Regions from separate parts of the Homo sapiens genome. Here region 1 is linked to region 2. A link is a loop called in an ENCODE intact Hi-C map of the cell type or tissue named here. Cell type or tissue: OCI-LY7. All regions are shown on one strand. Each heading gives the region's core, and the rest is flanking DNA. Links, peaks and the distances in the headings are about the cores only. Region 1 has its middle 110 kb from the start of ST8SIA4. Region 2 has its middle 42 kb from the start of MIR548P.

Region 1 (10,167 bases), core at 1,291-9,290, 240 kb before region 2:
AATAATAACTATATTCAACACAGAAAACTGTACACACACATTGCCTATAAATATTTGTGGTTTTGGCAGGAGTGGAAATGTGGGAAAAATTGTGAGAGCCCCTTGAGTTTCCTAGGCTTTTAAGTTTTTTTGTGAATGTTGGAGAATCTAATACTTTTAAATAGTACAAAGGTGGTTGACGAAGGTGGTTTTCCTCTTGGCAACCCCTCACCAGGTCAAAGTCTAAAACAAAGTCAAGCATGGGAACTGGAGGCAAGTAAGAGGAGGTCTGATTAGTTACTTAGCAATGAATCATGAGGCAGTAAAAAGGGAAGTTTCTTTTTTAGCATTCTTCAGAGGACAACCCAAATAATCATTCTCATTAAATATTCTTAATGATTTTTTTCATGAATTTTCCCAGATGTTTCATATCTTAAAAGAATTTGCTTCACTAGCATAAGTTGATAGATAGTATTTGCATGAAAAGAGCTACATGCTATAAAATATTTTTTAAAAAACTAAAAAAAAATTATATTTGGGTTAAGTAAAATATGAGTTTATATATTCAAAAATGCACGCAGTCGTACATTGAGAAAATATGTAGTTATATGTGAAAAATTGCACCTGTGAAGATTTAGAACTTTGGTGACAGTGCCCTTTTCTAAATCGTTACCTTTCTTAGAAATATAGTACAATATATTCTTAATGAAATATTATTTCTCAATGGTAACACATGATCAAAGTTTGATCTTTGTAATATATTGAAAACTACAAATTACACTTATACCCTAAAATAGGGCATTTCCAATAAACATTTGAACTACACTGCCACTCATGTCGCATACTCAAAGTTAATAGTATTAAATAATATTACATTATCCAATTCTGAGTCTGTCCCAAGAAATTAGAAGGGCTTTAAACTTTTTTTCTCAGTTTTCCTTCTCTTCATCACAGATACAGTAGCTTACAATTAGCTTTATAGTTTCAGCCTTTAGTGGTAGAGCCTGGAAATTTTTAGAACTCTAACTTGAGAATTAGTGATGAAACAAAGCATTTAAAAATAAGCCCCTCTTTCTTGTATTATTGAAAACTATTTTATTATCTGTTCTGTACTTTGCTCTTCTTCTCTGGGGATATAAAGCTATGTGACACTGTTAGAGAGCATTCCCAAAACTACTTTATTTCCTATACATTTACGATAATCTATCTCTTACTTTATTATATAATGGCTTTTATGGGCTTTTTTTTCCTTCAGGGTTTTCAAATTGTATATAAAATACACTATTTCTTAAGGACATTGATAGATGTGACAAATTATGAATTCCTTTGTGAAATGAGTTTATAAATATGCATTTTAAAAAGTTGAACAGATTTCCTGATTCCAGATATCTTAGAATTTATAGTGTGAGCAAGATGTTCTCCAAGAAAAGATGTAGCATGCTAGTATGTAAATTATTCACTGGAATTTTTCATGTAGTTCAACCCAGGATTGAGAAGACTGGTCATAAGATTTTCGGGCAAGCTATTTGTTGTTATTGTTATACCTCACACTTAGCTAATAGAATCATATCACTTTCCTCTCTGATTATTTTTTGCTCAAAAGAAAAAATATATATAAAACAAAATAGGTTTTATTATAGAAAAATACAGTCATTAATTGAAGTTAACCAAGATGCTGAATTTTTTTAATTCCACAGGGAACTTTATAGCAGCTAGAACAGATTTTAATAAAGCTTAGCAATTTCTCTTTATTTTCTTGAGAGAACTTTAACTTCTTCAAGAGAATATAAATAATCATGGCAAATTGTTTAACAGATGGTGGGTGGAGCAGGAGTGATAGCAGTAAAGATGGAGAAAAGTTTATGTTTTGAAGATTTGTTCTATAGAACAAATGATAAAATGTGGGAAGTTATAAAGACATAATTATTGATGAAGGCTGTTTGTGTTTAAAATAATTAGTGGCAAATTATAAAGGTAATTCAGGTTTACATAGGATGATCAAGAATTTACGTTTGCACATTTTGAACCTATCAAAAACATTGACTTTTATAAATAGGAAGACCATCCAAAAGATTAGGACTAGAGAGGTAAATTTGAAAACATCAATATATAGATGTTCTTATAAAAATTGAATTTAAATCCGTGGGAGTAGTTACGTCTTACTAGGTGGACAATATATAGAAATGATTTTTTAAAAAGGCTTTAGAACTGAGTCCTGAAAATGAAAGATATTCTGTGTTCATGGATTGGAATAATTAATATTGTTAAAATATCCATAAAGCCCAAAATGGTCTACCATTTGAATGCAACTTCTATCAAAATTTCAGTGACATTCTTCACAGAAATAGAAAAAGTAGTTCTAAAATTCATACAAAAGGCATAAAATACCTTGAATAACTAAAGCAGTCTTGAGCAAAATAAACAAAGGAATCACACTACCTGACTGAAAAACATACTGCAAAGCTCTAATAGTCAAAACAACATGATACTGATATAAAAAGCAGATACATAGACCAATGAAACAGATTTAAAAGCCCATAAATAAATTCATACATTTATAGAAAACTACATTCAACAAAGGCAAAAAGAATACACAATGGGAAAAGGACATTTTCTTCAATAAACTGTGTTGAGAAAACTGGATATTCCCATGTAGAAGAATAAAATTAGGCCCTTATTTCAGACGATATACAATAAACAACTCAAAGTGGATTAGAGACTTAAAATTTACACTTGATACTATGAAACTCCTGGGGAAAAAACATAAGGGAAAAAAACCCATGATATTTTTCTGGGTAATAACATTTGGATATGATCTCAAAAGTACAGGCAACCAAAGCAAAAATAGACAAATGGGATTACATCAAACTAAAAAGCTTCTGCACATCAAAGGAAATAATCAATTTAATGAAAAGACAGCTTACAGAATGGGAGAAAATATTTGTAAACTAGATATCTAATTAGTGGTGACTTTCCAAAATATATAAGGAACTCAAACCTAATAACAAAACAGCATGATTTAAAAATGAGCAGAGGAACAGAATATATATTTCTCAAAAGAAAACATACAATTGGCCAAAAGGTATACGGAAAAGTGCTCAGCATCACCAATTATCAGAGAAATGCAAATTGAAATCGTAGTGAGCTATCACCTCACACAAATTAGAATGGCTATTACCAATAGGATAAAAGACCATAAGTGTATGAGAGGATGAGAAGAAGGAACGCCTTCACAGTGTTGGTGGGAATGTAAATCAGTACAGTCATTAGAGAAAACAGTATGGAGTTTCCTCAAAAAATTAAAAGTAGAAATATTATATAATATAGTAATTTCACTACTGGGAATATATCCAAAGGAAATGAAATCAGTATGTGGAAGAGATGTCTGCACTTCCATGTTTATTGCGGTATTATTCACAATAGCCAATATATGGAATCAAACTATGTAGCAATCAATAGAGGAACTCACTTAAAAAGTGTTATATATATATCAAATAGAATACTATTAAGCCATGAAAAAAAGGAAATTCTATCACTGATGACAACATAAATGAACTTGGAGGACATTATGTTAAGTGAAATAAGTCAAGCACAGAAAGATGAATATCATGTAATCTCATAGACTGAATTTAAAATAGTTTAACTCATAGAAGTAGAGACCAAATGATGGTTATCAGGAGCTGGGATTGTTGGAGTGGAGGGATTGAGAATATGTTGCCCAAAGGATAAAAAATTTCATTTAGATAATAGTAAAAAGTTCAATAGATCTTTTGTACAAGATGATGACTATAATTAATAATCCTTGATATTCTTGAAAAATGCTAAGAGTGGATGCAAAGAAGATAACATTTTTCACCAGGAAAATTATAACTGTGTGAAATAATGCATATATTAATTAGCTATATTTAGTCATTCTCTAATGTACAATCATGTGCCAAGTAACAACACTTTGGTCAACAGTGCACTGCATATTCAATAGTGGTTCCATCAATTTATAATACCATATTTTTACTGTGTCTTTTCTATGTTTAGGTACACAAATACTTAATTGCCTACAGTATTTAGTACCATAACATGCGGTGTAGATTTTTAGCCTACAATCAATAGTCTATCCCATATAGCCTAGGCATGTGGTAGGCCGTATCATCTAGGTTTGTGTAAGTATTATACATCTATGATGTTTTCACAAGGACAAAATCACCCAAGGAAACATTTCTCAAAATTTTTCTCATTGCTAAGTGATGCTGACTGTATATATACTTCTAAATATCATGTTGTGAATGGTAAATATATACAATTTATCTGGCAACATAAATAAATAAATAAAAGGTAGATACATGTGAGAAAAATGAAGGGTCAAAGACTGGTTGGTTGTTAGTTTCAGATAGAAAAAAAATATATTTGAATTCTGAGGGAAGAAGATGAGAGAAAAAGAGAGAGAGATTGTCTCATAGCCCTCTTTGCCTATAACAATTATCCAAGTCAATCAGTAGAGTGTGACCCCAGACCTAAACATCCAACTCTCTTCTAAATGTCTGTTTCTATAAAAACACAAAAGATTTTAACATGTTCAAAATATAACTCATCTTCTGGTTCCATTTCCTCATCCCACTCCCCACTTGTATTTTTGTATATTTTCTTAGTATATAGCAAAATAGAGGTAAGTTCCTCAAACTAACAACAGTTTCCCTGTCTCCTGTTCTACTGTTCCACTGTTTCCCTGTCTCTTGTTTTAAAATCAAGCATCAAATACTGATGATACTGTTTCTCAAATATAAAGTATATTTTATGTTCCTTTTCACATCACCACAGTTAATAAATAGTGTAGCTGGATTTTAATTGAAGGCAGTCTGCTTTGGGCCTGTTTTCTTAACCACTACACCATAGGTGGTATAGTATATTACCCAACAGGACCCTTCTATGATAAAACAGAGGCATGTTAATATGAACACAGGGAAAACAGTGTAAGCTGAGATTACCCCAAGCAAATCCAAATACCTGTTTATCGCAATTACAGATTTAACTTCTGGCCATATAAAGTAAAATAAATATCAATCGTTACTTAGATGTTTCAGTAAAAAAATAAAACATATGGATGGTAAAGCCTACTCTGTGGGAGGAAACACTAGCCATTTCTCTGAGAAATAGCCTCAGAGAAGGCCAAACATTGGCAACAGTAATGTAAGACTAAGGCCAACCCAATGGATCTCCTATTCTATGCCCAGATAGGAACCATTTAATATTTGGAACCCCCCAAATGATTTTAAACTTAAAGAAATTGTAAACAACATTACTTCAATTTGAAATGATAGCCTCTGATCCCCAAATTTAACTTTTATGATACAACTTAATATTCACTAGTATTTGTATGAGTTTAGTGAGTTCAGTGCATTATTTTATTATCTTGAAAGTACTTCGTTTCTTGAAAAGATTTAAGATCATTAAGATTTTAAAAATAAAGATATATTACAAGAGTGGTTGTATATTTTGATACAAAAGTATAGAAAAAAATAGTAAAATATTTCTCATATGCAATTTAATATTTCCTAAATAATTTTTATTTGTAAATTACATGAAATACATAGGCTGCAAAATTCACTTTCTAGATCTCAGCCTGACACTCTATCCCTAGGTGGAGCTCCGGTTTCTTGCTGAGCCAGGAATCACCTATTACTATCTGATTTGCGGGGGACACAAAGAAGGAGGAAAAATCACCAGGGTGAAGGAAGGCATGAAGAGAAGGTAGTCTAAACTCTAAAGTATTAGCATTTTCTTATAGTTATATCACTGCTACATTCAGCTGATTATTACAAATGCATCTCTAATATATTTTTCTCCTGTGTTTTTCTACAAGAACTTTCTCAGAGAGGTTGGTGATAAGAATATCTTATTAGTATTTTTATACTCTGCTACTCTAGTGGAAAATCTATTCTGAAAAACATAACATTCTAAAAGCTAAATATGTTATAGGCAGAAAACGAATAAATAAACAAAATGAACATTGAATCTAATATTGAATATTGGATTGGGCATGTTATTTCTATTAACGTTAAATGGATATGTAAGCATTTTAGTAGCTATATAATAATACACATATATATGTAATATTGTATTAGATGTTTGTACATGTAGAGGTAAACTAAAAATATTAAAATTAAAAAATTAGATTTTTTTGACAACATAAAAATAAATTATTGTATAATGACGTTCGTAATCTCTGAATAGACAAAACAATAGTAGCGTTGTAATTACCTGGATGATTTTTGGAAGTGCAGAATGCCGACCTCAGATCTACTGGATCAGAATCTACAACTGAACAATTACCAGGTGCCTCATATACAATTTAAATACTTTTCCTCAACTTTTGTTTGAAATCTTACATATGAACAACAAAATTTACCAAAGTTCAGTCTGTCAAGTTTTTTTAATATATAAAGTTTTTTCCCTTTTGTTCAATATGACTTTTCTGTCTAAAAATTATTTATGCTACTGTTCTAGTTATATTATTTCTAGTATTTTTGTACTGTTTTAGTCCAATTTACTACTAGCTTTGTGTAATTTTACCACATTTTTCTAATTTATTCTACTAGAATATAAGCTTACTGAAGGCAGGCTTTATCAGTCCTAATAATGTAGTCAACCAGAACAAAATGTTAATAAGATAATTTAGGAGATTGATCTTGAAAAGAATTCTGAAACTCTTGTTACATAAATGCACATCCATTTAAATGACGTCTGTAGCTTCAGCAGTAGGTGAATGTGATCTCCTAAAACTGTTAAGGTTGTTCACACAAAAATTACCATAGCAGAGACTGCAAAGAGTTGTGGGATAATTTCTAGTTAATCAGAGGAAAATACCTCATCTATTTGTTCATTTACATTATTCTTTCCATGAACAACTACTTCTAAATCCACAGTGTCAACCATCTTGCTGGTTACTAAAGATTCAAAGAGACAAGTTTACGTCCCTGCCATCAAAGGTGCTGCTATCTTATAAGGGAGTGCACCACCTTTAAAACAGATGTGATATAAAAATGTATTTGTAGGGAGTGGAGAAATAGGTAATTATGATATTCTAGAGGTAAAGAAGAAAAAAGAAAAACATACCATTACAAGAGCACTTTAAATGTTCCTATGTATTCTGGCCTGTATTTTGAGCAGTTTGGCATAATTTGGATAAATTAATGTGTATGTACTTCTAGGAAGCTTGAAGCAAAACATTGTTCATTCTTTTGTTCAATTGGATATTACTAAAAATGTGATAGAAATGTGAACCTTTTTTCGATCACACAAGGAAGCAGAGCCTATAGTAGAAGTCTATAACTGTAAGTGAAATTTAATATTTAGCTACATATAATTTATAATTGCTCATTTAGAATTGTCCAAATTTCACATGAAGATTACAAAATAACAAAACCTCACACACGCACACACTGTGTGAAGATAAAAGTTATACAGTTTTGATGTTAGCAATCAGAATTATTGATGCACCAAATATGCAGGACCTTGCAAAAGTCTAGTTTACTTTTTACATATTCAAATTATGCATTGTTTGTAATATTCAGGTAATTTATTATTCAAACTTTTAGATGATGGCCCAGGGCACAGATAAAGGAAGCTAGGGATGATTAATGTTAATTTTGGAATTTTAGCATTCCTATGAAACAAAAAAAAGTCTTCCTTTGAAGTCCTACTGGAAGGTTTCCAAAATTAATATTATTGAGTTTGGCTGTCAATGCATTTTATAAATGTAGAGTTGGCATCTTTTTAATATTGTAATGGCTTGTATATTCAAAACACAATGAACATCTTGTTATAGTCTGCACATTCTAAATTATTCTTTTCATTAAAGATAGCTAATATCTTAAAATGAAGACATTGAATATATGAATAATAAAACTACAGAATTATTTCCAACTTAAATTTGTACTAAAGATATTTCCAGCTCCTTAAGTGTTTATTTTATAGTTTCTCAATATATTTAAATTATATCACAATGAAGCATTATATATTAGTAAAGTAATGCCATATATCTCAGTGCATGTTGACGTATCAAGTATAAGCTTGCATATTTCTCATATTTCTAAAGTAAATAAGAAAAAGTAATAACTATTTTAAATTCTTTTACACTGACAAAGATTCTCTCCTTGACCAAACACTAGCCAGACTTCTCTAAGCTTTTTTCCCAACTAGGCTTCAATCTTGTTCTATAAAGACTTGGACAAAACACTAACAGTTTCTAATAGCACAAAGCAACATTCCTAGCATGACCTTAAGCTTCTTAAAGTGCTTGCTTGAAAAAAAAAAGTCAAGACTGCCAAATGAATTTACTGTTTGTTTTAGCCAACACCTGAAGAAAGCTCCTGTCTAGTCTACGTGAGAAGATAGGAGCCTGACTTTCATAAGCACCAGTTAGCAAACCCAGATGGTTTCACATGGACAAATTTTCGTTTCCCGTTTTTTGTAATTTGTCACTTCCTCGCGTCTACTGAGCCCCTGCTCACCCATCATTTTCCCTTTTAAACACCCAGGCACCTCTGCATAAATCAAAGTTCGGTTCAGTTCACACTGGACTCTGTTCCCAATTATCCTGATTAAAATCTTTCCTTACCACTTTAGCTCATGTCTGGCTCTGTTTATCTCTGATAATACACACCACCATTATATCAGTCAGTGTTCAACCAGAGAATAGTAGGAGATATAGTAGAGATTCAGTACAAGGAATTGGTTTGCACTATCGTGGGGGCTGGTTAAGTAGTCTTTGTAAGGCTATTGTCTTGGCATCTAATGCTGAAGATTGAAATCCGCAGGGGAGGCAATCAGGAAACGAAGATCAATTAGTAGGCTGGAACTTACAAGCACTTGCTGGGACTTAAAAGGATGGAATGAAATGCACATCCACTATTGCTGCATTTGGTGACAGGTTAAGCTGCAGAAACCAGTATCCTCTGCCAGAGATCCTCACCAAGGAACTAAAGTCACGTTAAAGTCTTGCCCAGTAGTAAGAAATGCTGAAGGAAGATCCAGCCCAAGGTAAAGTAATTCCAAGCCCAGCTGATGCTTTATGTCAACAAAGTGAAACAGCAAACATGAGATGTGTGTGTGTGCATCCATGTGCACATATGCACTGTAAAATGACTACTGCTCTCTTCTGCCCACCAAATCTAGAATCTCTCGTGTCCACCCCTGAAATGGAACCACATAAGAAATAGATCCTGTGAAATGTAGTTCAGCCTAGCCAAGCTGACATATTCCAAAGCTGACGCTGTAGTTTTGAAATTTAACAAATTCATTATAACTATTGCAACATAATATATTTTTTAAATGAGCTTTTTATTGATTAATGTTCAATCTATACTTTATGTAGTTTAGACAAGCCTAGCTATGATTCTATTAATACTCAACATCACCACTGATTTCCATGTTCTGGTACAAGCACAAAAGCAAACAAAACAACAGATAGAAAGAAATAAAAGAGAAAGGATTGTATTCACCTCTGACAACATCATATTTTTCTAAAATTGAGATTGGGAACAAGTTCCTGGTCTCAATGGCAGAAGCAACTCATTAAAATATGTTTGAAATTCCAAAACAATCATTTATTTTTAAATATTATTCAATATATTTTTTAATTAAATTTCAAATTTTGAGATAAATATGGTCACATGAAGTTGTAAGATATTACACAGACAGAACCTATGAATATTTAACCATTTGCCACAAATGCTAAGTTATTCAAAACTATAGTACAATATCACAACCAGATTACTCACATTGATACAATTAAAACACAAAACATTTATGTCACCAAAAGGATTCCTCATATTGATCTATTATTGCCACACCTACTTCCCTTTACCCTTACCCCCTCCTTAGTCCTTGGTAACCATTATCTGTTCCCCTTTTGTAGGGAAAAGAGAGATCAGACTGTTACTGTGTCTATATAGAAAAGGAGGACTTAAGGAACTTCATTTTGACCTGTATGCTAAACAATTGCTTTGCCCTGAGATGCTGTTAATCTGTAACTTTAGCCCCAACCTTGAGCTCACAGAAACATGTGTTGCGTGGAATCAAGGTTTAAGGGATCTAGGGCTGTGCAAGATGTGCTTTGCTAACAAAATGTTTACAGGCATATGCTTGATAAAAGTCGTCATCATTCTCCATTCTCAAGTACCTTGGGGCACAATG
Region 2 (10,167 bases), core at 1,431-9,430:
AATTCCCAGGCATATTCACAGTCCCAGAAATATCAACTAGTCTGGACTCATTTACAGCCCTTACTGCATCCTAATACTTAGATCGACTCCATCTGTTCTGTCCCAGTATCCTGTGGGCAATGAGTTAAGGAGGAGGCGCTTAGGTCATTCAGAATTCCCAGCAGGCCATATTACACCTTCATGGTTTTACTAGATTTAACAGTAGTGGTTTTTATTGAACATTTCAGTCATTGAACCCACTACCCACCTATTAATCACAAGAAAGCTATGCCTATGTCACAAATATTGATATCTATTTAATCACTTCTGAACTCAGTCTGTGAATTTCTATAATATGTACTGTTAAACATGTCATCTATGTTGAACCTTACATAATACCTTAAATGGTATATAAAAATTGACTGTACCTCTGAGTATTTCATCAGGATATTTTTAAAAAGAATTTATTTATATCTTCCAAATCAGAATTATATCCCAAAACACTTTTTCAAGATTTCTATAACTGGCTTTATAAAAAGCTATATCTGATGCAGATTTTTAATAGTCAACATTAAAATAGAGAATATTAGGGGTTTATTAGTAATTATTTAGACCTGCCAAACAGTATCTTTTATCATGGAGACAATTAGTTATTGTTAAATTTGACATGTTAGCTCTGTATTCCTAGGTCCTAGTGTAATGTCAGGTATATAATAGACAAAAGCATTTGTTAAATGATCAAATGAAGCAATGGTTCCTCTCTCTGGGAGTTTCTACTCCGGATGAGAATATGAAACAATGGAAACACAAAAACAGTACCATAGTAATAACACTAAAACATTAGAGACAAGATTGAACATTGTGGGAGGTAATATTGCAGACCAGGCTGAATTTTAAGTGACATAAACTTGTTTTCAAACCCCTGCTCTGTTACTGAGTAGCTAGGGGACTTCAGGCATATGACATCTCCTTTTGAGCCTTAAATTTCTCATCTGTGAAATGGGTCTAAATGAAAGCACATTAGCTTTCCAAGATATTGCTACTTTATAAATTAAAATAAAATTTGACGGCCAGTAGAAATCATGGAAACTTTTGAAGAATTGGACCATAAACTGAGATTTTAAGAATGAGTAGAATTTCAGATAAATGAAGAGAAAGGAAATGGAAACTGAGTGTAGTTGCAGTAAAGAAAGCAGAGGAGAGAAGAAAATAAGTGCTTATATGAAGAGAATTGTTAAGCTTTCTGATAATATGGGGGAAACATTAAGGTAGCTTTGATTAAATCAGTGGTGATGGTTGTATTGTATTGCACATGTGGATAAGTCAAAGATAACGCCCATGTTTCTAATTTGTGAAACAATATAGAGAGTGATATAATTCACTGAGGCAAAGGACACCAGAAAAGAATCAGATTGAAGAGTGGTAAATCAAGAACCCTGTGTATGGTAAGTTGAACTGCTGTAACTTTTTTGTGTTAATGTGTAATTATTAAAGAACCAGTTGAATATTGAATGTACTGATCTGGAGCCGAGAGGTTTGAATTAGAGATGTGGTTGCTATTCAGCGGGGAGAATCAGGAAGCAAATTCACCAAGGAAAAGGTATTCTCCAAGTGCAACATGATCAGAACAGGCTGGAAGCCAGAAATATTACATAGGATGCACATGTAAAGCTTACGGATGGGGAGCTGAAATTTTAACTGGAACCAAGAGAGATATGCTGCCAAATAAATGAATTGAGAAATCTTTAACTTAGTAGCAACATTTAAAGCCATAGAGGTATATACAATGTATAAGAGAGAAAACATAGAAAGGGAACAGAAACTTGGCAGAGGGCCCCATTTATGGAGCAGACGGCAGAAGAGAAGCTGAAACAGGAAATGAAGAAAGCATGAGTCACTGGGAAGCAAAACTTTAAAATGCAACTTCAGAAGAATCAAAGGAAGATAGTTTTAAGATAGCCCCAATAAACATTTAAAAAGTACCTCAGAGAAACCAAAGAAAAGAGCTTAGACATACCCCATGAAATTAGCAATTTTATCATACTTGAAGGCAGTGATGGAGTCTATAGTCAACTTGTAAGTAATGTGGGAAGTCTATAGATATTTGTCAAAATCTTTACTGGTTGTTTTCCCAAGGATCCAAATTCTTCCTTTTAAACAGTATGTCTTTATCTCTGGAATCAACATGAGAATATCAGAAAAACAAAATATTCTCTTTTAACATTTGTCATAATAATGTATATGCAGGACAATACGTTATAAGCATTTATATTAGTTATACATGTTACCAGTTATCTGAATTACATTAAAATTAGCATCTCCATTTCCAGGTGGATATTTTAAGGCCAAGGAAATGTCAAATGACTTGCCTTTTGTTCTGGTAAATCAGAGAAAATGGGCCTATCACTTAATGTTAATAGCACTTGGAATGCCTTCCAATTTATTTTAATTAAGGTCTTCATTTTCTGTGCATTTTTATATAATTTATTTTAAAATAATTTATAGCAAGGGAAAATTGTGATTTATTAAGAATAATCAGGACTTAATTCAGGCTAATATAACAGAATACCAAAGACTGGGTGGCTTAAACAACAAACTGTTTTTTTTTTGTTTTGTTTTGTTTTGTTTTGTTTTTGAGATGGAGTCTTCCTCTATTATCCAGGTTGGAGTGCAGTGGTGTGATCTCAGCTCACCACAACCTCCGCCTCCCAGATTCAAGCCATTCTCCTGCCTCAGCCTCCTGAGTAGCTGATTACAGGTGCGTGCCACCATGCCCAGCTAATTTTTGTATTTTGAGTAGAGACGGGGTTTCACTATGTTGGCCAGGCTGGTCTTGAACTCCTGACCTCGTGATCCACCTGCCTTGGCCTCCCAAAGTGCTGTGATTACAGGCGTGAGCCACTGCACCCTGCCAAACAACAAACATTTATTTCTCACCATCCAGAGGCTGGGAGGTCCAAGATCAAGGTGCTAGCAAATTCAGTGTCTAGTGAAGGCCTTCTTCCTGATTTTCAGATGACTGATTTCCTGCAGTATCCTCACATAGTGAAGAGAGAGGGAGTGAGCACTCAAGGTCTCTTCTATAAGGGCACAAGTCCCATTTATTAGGGCTCCACCCTTATGGCCCAATCACCTTCCAAAGGCTTCATCTCCTAATTACATCACATTGTGGGTTAGGATTTTAACATATAAATTTGGCGGTGATACAAACATTTAAGCCACAACAAACCACAAATAAATAAATGCTTCCAAACTTATTAAGAGCATTCTTCTCTCCTTTAAATTAATGTTGACATTAGAATTCACTAAAGGAGACCAAATTTTTTTTGTATTCTGCTGTTGTGACTCAGCAATACATACTTCTTCAATCAGCCTCTCTTGTATGAGCCTTATATTTCACAAACAATGGTTTGTGAAAGAAGTGTATATAATATATATAATTATGGCAAAGAAACATTGTGATTTGTTAAGAATAATCATGTCTTAGTTTAGGCTGCCGTTACAGAATACCATAGACTGGGTAGCTTAAAATATAAATAATATATATTTTTGAGTAAATGCATCAGAGACATTTAAAAATATTTTAAGCTTTAGGGTAGAGTTGTGGTAGGGAAAAGTTTGTATTTCTTTACCTGTGCCACTGCATCTTCAAAAAAAAAAAAAAAAGGAACTAAGTTATATATATTAAAGGAAATGTGTCACGTTAGTAGACCTAATTTCCTTTTCTTGATGCTTATTATCGGAATGGATTATTGCTTAATGAAAATTTTTAAAAAGGGGACCTCCTTCTACCCTGGGAATTTTTACAACATTTTGAAGAGCAAAGCTTAGTTTAAAAAGAATTTCCTTTGAATTTAAAAGCTGTTTTAAACATTGAGCACGTGCATTTTTATATGCATTTGTAGGCAAATGTCACACTTTCAGGCTTTAGCACCCTCTGGCCTCTACCCACAATGTCACTCTGCATGCCTCAGAAAACACAAAGAAGTAATGCCACTGGATAAATAACTTGAAGTGAGAGACCCTGTTCATTGCTGTGAGAAGCCAGCGATTTGTTTGACTCCTGCAGGGACCAGCCCTACAGGGTCCATGGGTCTCTCCCCGTGTGCGACGATGAGAGAGTGTAGAAATAAAGACACAAGACAAAGAGATAAAAGAAAAGACAGCTGGGCCTGGGGGACCACTACCACCAACGCGCGGAGACCAGTAGTGGCCCCGAATGTCTGGCTGCGCTGTTATTTATTGGATACAAAGCAAAAGGGGCAGGGTAAAGAGTGTGAGTCATCTCCAATGATAGGTAAGGTCACGTGGTTCACGTGTCCACTGGACAGGGGGCCCTTCCCTGCCTGGCAGCCAAGGCAGAGAGAGAGAGGAGACAAAGAGAAAGACAGCTTATGCCATATTTCTGCATATCAGAGACTTTTAGTACTTTCACTAATTTTCTACTGCTATCTAGAAGACAGAGCCAGGTGTACAGGATGGAACATGAAGGTGGACTAGGAGTGTGACCACTGAAGCACAGCATCACAGGGAGACGGTTAGGCTTCCGGATAACTGCCGGCAAGCCTAACTGATGTCAGGCCCTCCACAAAAGGTGAAGGAACAGAGTCTTCTCTAAACTCCCCCAGGGAAAAGGAGACTCCCTTTCCCGGTCTGCTAAGTAGCGGATGGTTTTCCTTGACACTTTTCGCTACCGCTAGACCACGGTCCGCCTGACAATGGGGGTCTTCCCAGATGCTGGCGTCACCGCCAGACCAAGGAGCCCTCTGGTGGCCCTGTCCGGGCATAACAGAAAGCTCTCACTCTTGTCTTCTGGTCACACCTCACTATGTCCCCTCAGCTCCTATCTCTGTGTGGCCTGGTTTTTCCTAGGTTATGATTATAGAGCGAGGATTATTATAATATTGGGATAAAGAGTAATTACTACCAACTAATGATTAATGATATTCATATATAATCATATCTAAGCTCTATATCTGGTATAACTATTCTTGTTTTATATTTTATTATACTGGAACAGCTCATGTCCTTGGTCTCTTGCCTCGGCGCCTGGGTGGCTTGCCACCCACAGACTCCTTGCTCTAGCAATAACATTTCTCTTGTCACCAAGCATCAGTAACATGTAAGGTCTATCAATAAAATATAATATGATGTTTGCTTCAAAAATGCACAATTTTTATACCACATTTTTGGATCATCTTCATTTTATCATTCTCTTAAACCTCCTACTCACTTTCCTTCTTTGAAATTCAGTAATTTTATTTTTTATTGTCCATTTTGGATATTGATTTTTTTAGATCTTCTTTTCTTTTGTAATCGGCTGCCATTTTGACCCTTCATCCCACCACCACATACACCTTCTAAAATTTGATGAGCTCTGTCCTATGTACCATCCTCAGAAAGTTTCCTTCATTACACCTATATCTAAGAAAGTAGATCATAATATTTAAAAATATGTTTTTTCGATGTTGCACCTTTTTGTGGTAAAATGGTTTAATAATGATTTTTAACATTTTCTTGCAAAGATAAAGGAGAGTCTTTTATCACAATGTACAAATTGCTTATATTCAAGAACAGAATTTACAGCATCTAGAGTAGGACTCGAGGAATCTCTCTTCCCACTTAGACTCTATCCTCTCATCTACCCTGTCCCCGGAAGGCCCAGCTAATATTGCCTGACCAGTAAACTATGAAAACAAAAGTGAATGAGTCAATATATTTCATTAAGATTCCACTCAAAGGGCTGGGTGCGGTGGCTCACGCCTGTAATCCCAGCACTTTTGGAGGCCGAGGCGGGCAGATCACGAGGTCATGAGATCAAGACTATTCTGGCTAACACGGTGAAAACCCATCTCTACTAAAAATACAAAAAATTAGCTGGGTGTGGTGGCGGGCGCCTGTAGTCCCAGCTACTCCGGAGGCTGAGGCGTGAACCTGGGAGGCAGAGCTTGCAGTAAGCTGAGATCGCGCCACTGCACTCCAGCCTGGGTGACAGAGCAAGACTCCGTCTCAAAAAAAAAGAAAAAAGATTCCACTCAAAGAGAATTTCTACCTTGGGGCCAGTGTAGTTCAAGGTTGGGCTGATGATCTTATGCTAATTTCCTATTTTCTCTCCATCTATGTGTACTTTAAATCCTTTAAAATGTATGAGATGTAAAGTGTAGGAGAAATAAAAAGAAATTATTTTGCACACAGATGGTAATACATATATATGTACCATCACCCCCCAAGATATGGTCCTAACATAAGTGGATCCCAGAGAGGTCTGGACACTTTTGAAAATGATGAAGCCATAAATGGTAGTGAATAGAGCATGCGAGTGAGTATTGTGCCATATCTTCAAGTTTGATTTCAGGCAAGCAAATACAACCTCCATGGTATGAGCCTCAGAATTCCTTTTGGAAGCAGAAATCCGAGCAAGATTACAGATAAAAATGACCCTCCATTGGCTACCCAGTGTCACTGTAGTGCCTTGGTTAAAATAGGCTGCCAAATCACTTCAGGAGAGTTGTTTAATTCCATCCTGATCAAATTTTACAGGTCTGTGATTCAAATTATTCCATGTTGTCGGTTTCAAGACTTCATCAGGAATGAATTTGTTCTGCTTGGAGTCCTTAGTTAGTGTTTGAGAAAGACCTCTGTGATTAGCCAAATCAAAACCTTTCAGCTGCGGCAGCAGCCACATTCAGACTGAATTTCTGCAGCTGACTTATCTAACAAAACATTATCCTCTCTTTAATCAAAGGCCTAAACACATGATTTTGTTACTCACTTTCAGTAAATAATTGAACTGCGAGCAAACTGCAGAATGTGGAGGAGCTACGAAGAGACACACCCTATCCCCACTCCCCAGGTGGGGGTATCTCTTCATTGCCACTCCACATAAATCCTCTCAAATCCTCTCAGTCCTCTCAACCCAGCTACTCATTCAGGGTGACAGAAGTGAGGCCTTTAGAATACTTCTGCCAGGGGAGCAGCTGAATGCAGGCAATTCAAATGTGTGTGAAAAATCTTAACAGGAGCACATCAGGGAAGTCTCTGCCTGACCAAACAAAGGCACATCTCCCACATTTACCAGCCAGAATCTGCTTTAGGTTAATTGTTCTGCATATTGCAGGTAGCTTATTTCCTGGGGCTTCCAGGAGCCACAGCTTCTTTCCACTATATGCAGAAACTGGTGGAGCTAGGAAGACACTGGGTACATTTCCCAGGGTCTTGAAGGGGATTCTAAATAGCCATCTTGTTTTTTCCACAGACTTTCTTTTTTTAAAAAAGCTCAATGACTGGCATCTCTCCTAGCTTAAGCATGCACACAAGTATAAAATTCTGATTTCTTGTTTCATGCATGGATAGTTGTTTATTGTTATCATTTGCTGGTTGGCTAAGCTCATTGATGACTTTAGAAGGCAAGCAAGTACCTCTAGTTTACAGCTGAGTACCTTGGCTGGTGTGGAGCTGTACTGGATGGGAGCTTATTTGGATGTCTGGTGTTTGTTCACGGTTATATGATGCTCTTACTTCTGCTTCAAAAACAGCAATTAATCAAGACATCTGACAAGTACTCTAGGATTGCTTTAGAACATCTAGCTTCCCAGCATCACCTGCAACCCTTCCACAGCCCCTAAGAGAGTAATGTTTCACTAATATTGCAGAAAACGCATCTGGACGATAATCCTGTGGCAACTCTACTCATAACTGATATTTTTCTTCCTAAACATGCGTATTCTCTGCTTGATTCTTTTTGTGACAAACAGCAATTAGTTGATTTGATGTTAAAGGTGAAGTCTATGACATTCAGATAAGATAAAAATGAGAATACTTAACGAGTGTTGTATTATTTAATCTTTATAACTATGAAAGATGGGTACAGTTATCTTTATTTTATTATTGAAGAAGTAAAGCACAAAGAGGTTAAAATACAGCTGAAAACAATACTGTATTATTAGCAGACGTTTTTTCTCCTGTTATTTCCACCTTAATTTTCCAAACCAAGCAGTATATTCATCACTGTTTTAGGATGAGATTTTAGTAAAGAAATAGCCAGTCTCTGGCTTTTGCATGCCCCATGCCTAAATTTATTAATACAGTGTTTGAGGCAAATATTACAATAGAAATAGTGACTTTTAGGGAGAGAAAAAATATCAAAATTTAAAAGAAGGAAAATGCCTTCCCATCTCCCACCTTCTAACCCCAACCCCTGGCTAAAGGAAAATTCTCCCACTTTAGATATCTGTGCTTACGTGATGAGTAAGAAATAAAGCTAAAGGGGAAAAAAGATGAAAGTGGTCCTGAGTTGAGACTATTGCTTCCTCAGAAAAATGAAAGCGATAATTAATTGCTAATAGACTTGTGTTGTGCTTGGGACCACAGATAGCCTAGGAGAGAGTTTCACATCAGAGGTGACAAGCAGAGATGAGTCAAATTCATTTAAATGGGAATAACAAGATGAATGATTTTGCATGAAGAAGATGTATGTTAGGTGTCCCTTTTGTATTTGTAGAACTAGTGATGAATTTTGGAAGAAAGGTAAGTTTTAATTTAGAAATACTGAGTTTGTATGACAGCAACTCCTCCAGGATAAAATATCAAAGAAGCAAGTTGAAATGTGGTACTGGGAATTAGCAGAGAGAGCCAGACTAGGGACATCATTTTAAGAGTTAAGCATAAAGATTATGGTTAAAGTCATGAAAAATGATAACTGAAAAGGCACTTAATATAAGCAGCAGTCATGTTCCAGTTACTATTGTATTCCTAATTTCTTTTTTTAAAATTACTTTCATTTATTCCTTCCGTAATGTTCTTTTTTAAATTTTTTTTAATTTTTATTTTTTATTTTTATTTTATTATTATTACACTTTAAGTTTTAGGGTACACGTGCACAATGTGCAGGTTAGTTACATATGTATACATGTGCCATGCTGGTGTGCTGCACCCATTAACTCATCATTTAGCATTAGGTCTATCTCCTAATGCTATCTCTCCCCCCTCCCCCCACCCCACAACAGTCCCCAGAGTGTGATGTTCCCCTTCCTGTGTCCATGTGTTCTCATTGTTCAATTCCCACCTATGAGTGAGAACATGCGGTGTTTGTTTTTTTGTCCTTGCAATAGTTTACTGAGAATGATGATTTCCAATTTCATCCATGTCCCTACAAAGGACATGAACTCATCATTTTTTATGGCTGCATAGTATTCCATGGTGTATATGTGCCACGTTTTCTTAATCCAGTCTATCATTGTTGGACATTTGGGTTGATTCCAAGTCTTTGCTATTGTGAATAATGCTGCAATAAACATACGTGTGCATGTGTCTTTATAGCAGCATGATTTATAGTCCTTTGGGTATATACCCAGTAATGGGATGGCTGGCTGGGTCAAATGGTATTTCCAGTTCTAGATCCCTGAGGAATCGCCACACTGACTTCCACAATGGTTGAACTAGTTTACAGTCCCACCAACAGTGTAAAAGTGTTCCTATTTCTCCACATCCTCTCCAGCACCTGTTGTTTCCTGACTTTTTAATGATCGCCATTCTAACTGGCGTGAGATGGTATCACATTGTGGTTTTGATTTGCATTTCTCTGATGGCCAGTGATGGTGAGCATTTTTTCATGTGTTTTTTGGCTGCATAAATGTCTTCTTTTGAGAAGTGTCTGTTCATGTCCTTTGCCCACTTTCTGATGGGGTTGTTTGTTTTTTTCTTGTAAATTTGTTTGAGTTCATTGTAGATTCTGGATATTAGCCCTTTGTCAGATGAGTAGGTTGTGAAAATTTTCTCCCATTTTGTAGGTTGCCTGTTCACTCTGATGGTAGTTTCTTTTGCTGTGCAGAAACTCTTTAGTTTAATTAGATCCCATTTGTCAATTTTGGCTTTTGTTGCCATTGTTTTTGGTGTTTTAGACATGAAGTCCTTGCCCATGCCTATGTCCTGAATGGTAATGCCTAGGTTTTCTTCTAGGGTTTTTATGGTTTTAGGTCTAACGTTTAAGTCTTTAATCCATCTTGAATTAATTTTTGTATAAGGTGTAAGGAAGGGATCCAGTTTCAGCTTTCTACATATGGCTAGCCATACCTGTCACTTCACTGATTGGACTCATTGGACAAATGTGTGAAAAGAGCGGCTAGAGAAAGAGGAAAGGAAGTCAGAAATATTGGAGAAGAACTAGAAGCATAACATGTCAAGAAATGA

The links. Peaks named below come from ENCODE experiments on the same cell type or tissue, not always from the same donor. Only the 100,000 strongest peaks of a DNase experiment are listed, where the experiment ranks them.
Region 1: it touches region 2 in a loop (2.8-fold over the local background); 3 of 110 quality-filtered maps call a loop at or near these places.

What each region holds. Positions count from the first base shown.
Region 1 is chr5:101,008,541-101,018,707 of GRCh38, reverse strand. No RefSeq gene overlaps it. Among named protein-coding and RNA genes, the nearest start is that of ST8SIA4, 110 kb to the right of the region's middle. In OCI-LY7, for the core only: CTCF peaks have their summits at 5,460 and 5,660; a DNase peak (open chromatin) is centred at 8,397; H3K4me3 peaks cover 349 bases.
Region 2 is chr5:100,769,527-100,779,693 of GRCh38, reverse strand. No RefSeq gene overlaps it. Among named protein-coding and RNA genes, the nearest start is that of MIR548P, 42 kb to the left of the region's middle. RefSeq lists enhancers at 1,887-1,956, 1,728-2,927. In OCI-LY7, for the core only: a CTCF peak has its summit at 4,751 (motif pointing left); DNase peaks (open chromatin) are centred at 1,823 and 4,730; H3K4me3 peaks cover 824 bases; H3K27ac peaks cover 366 bases.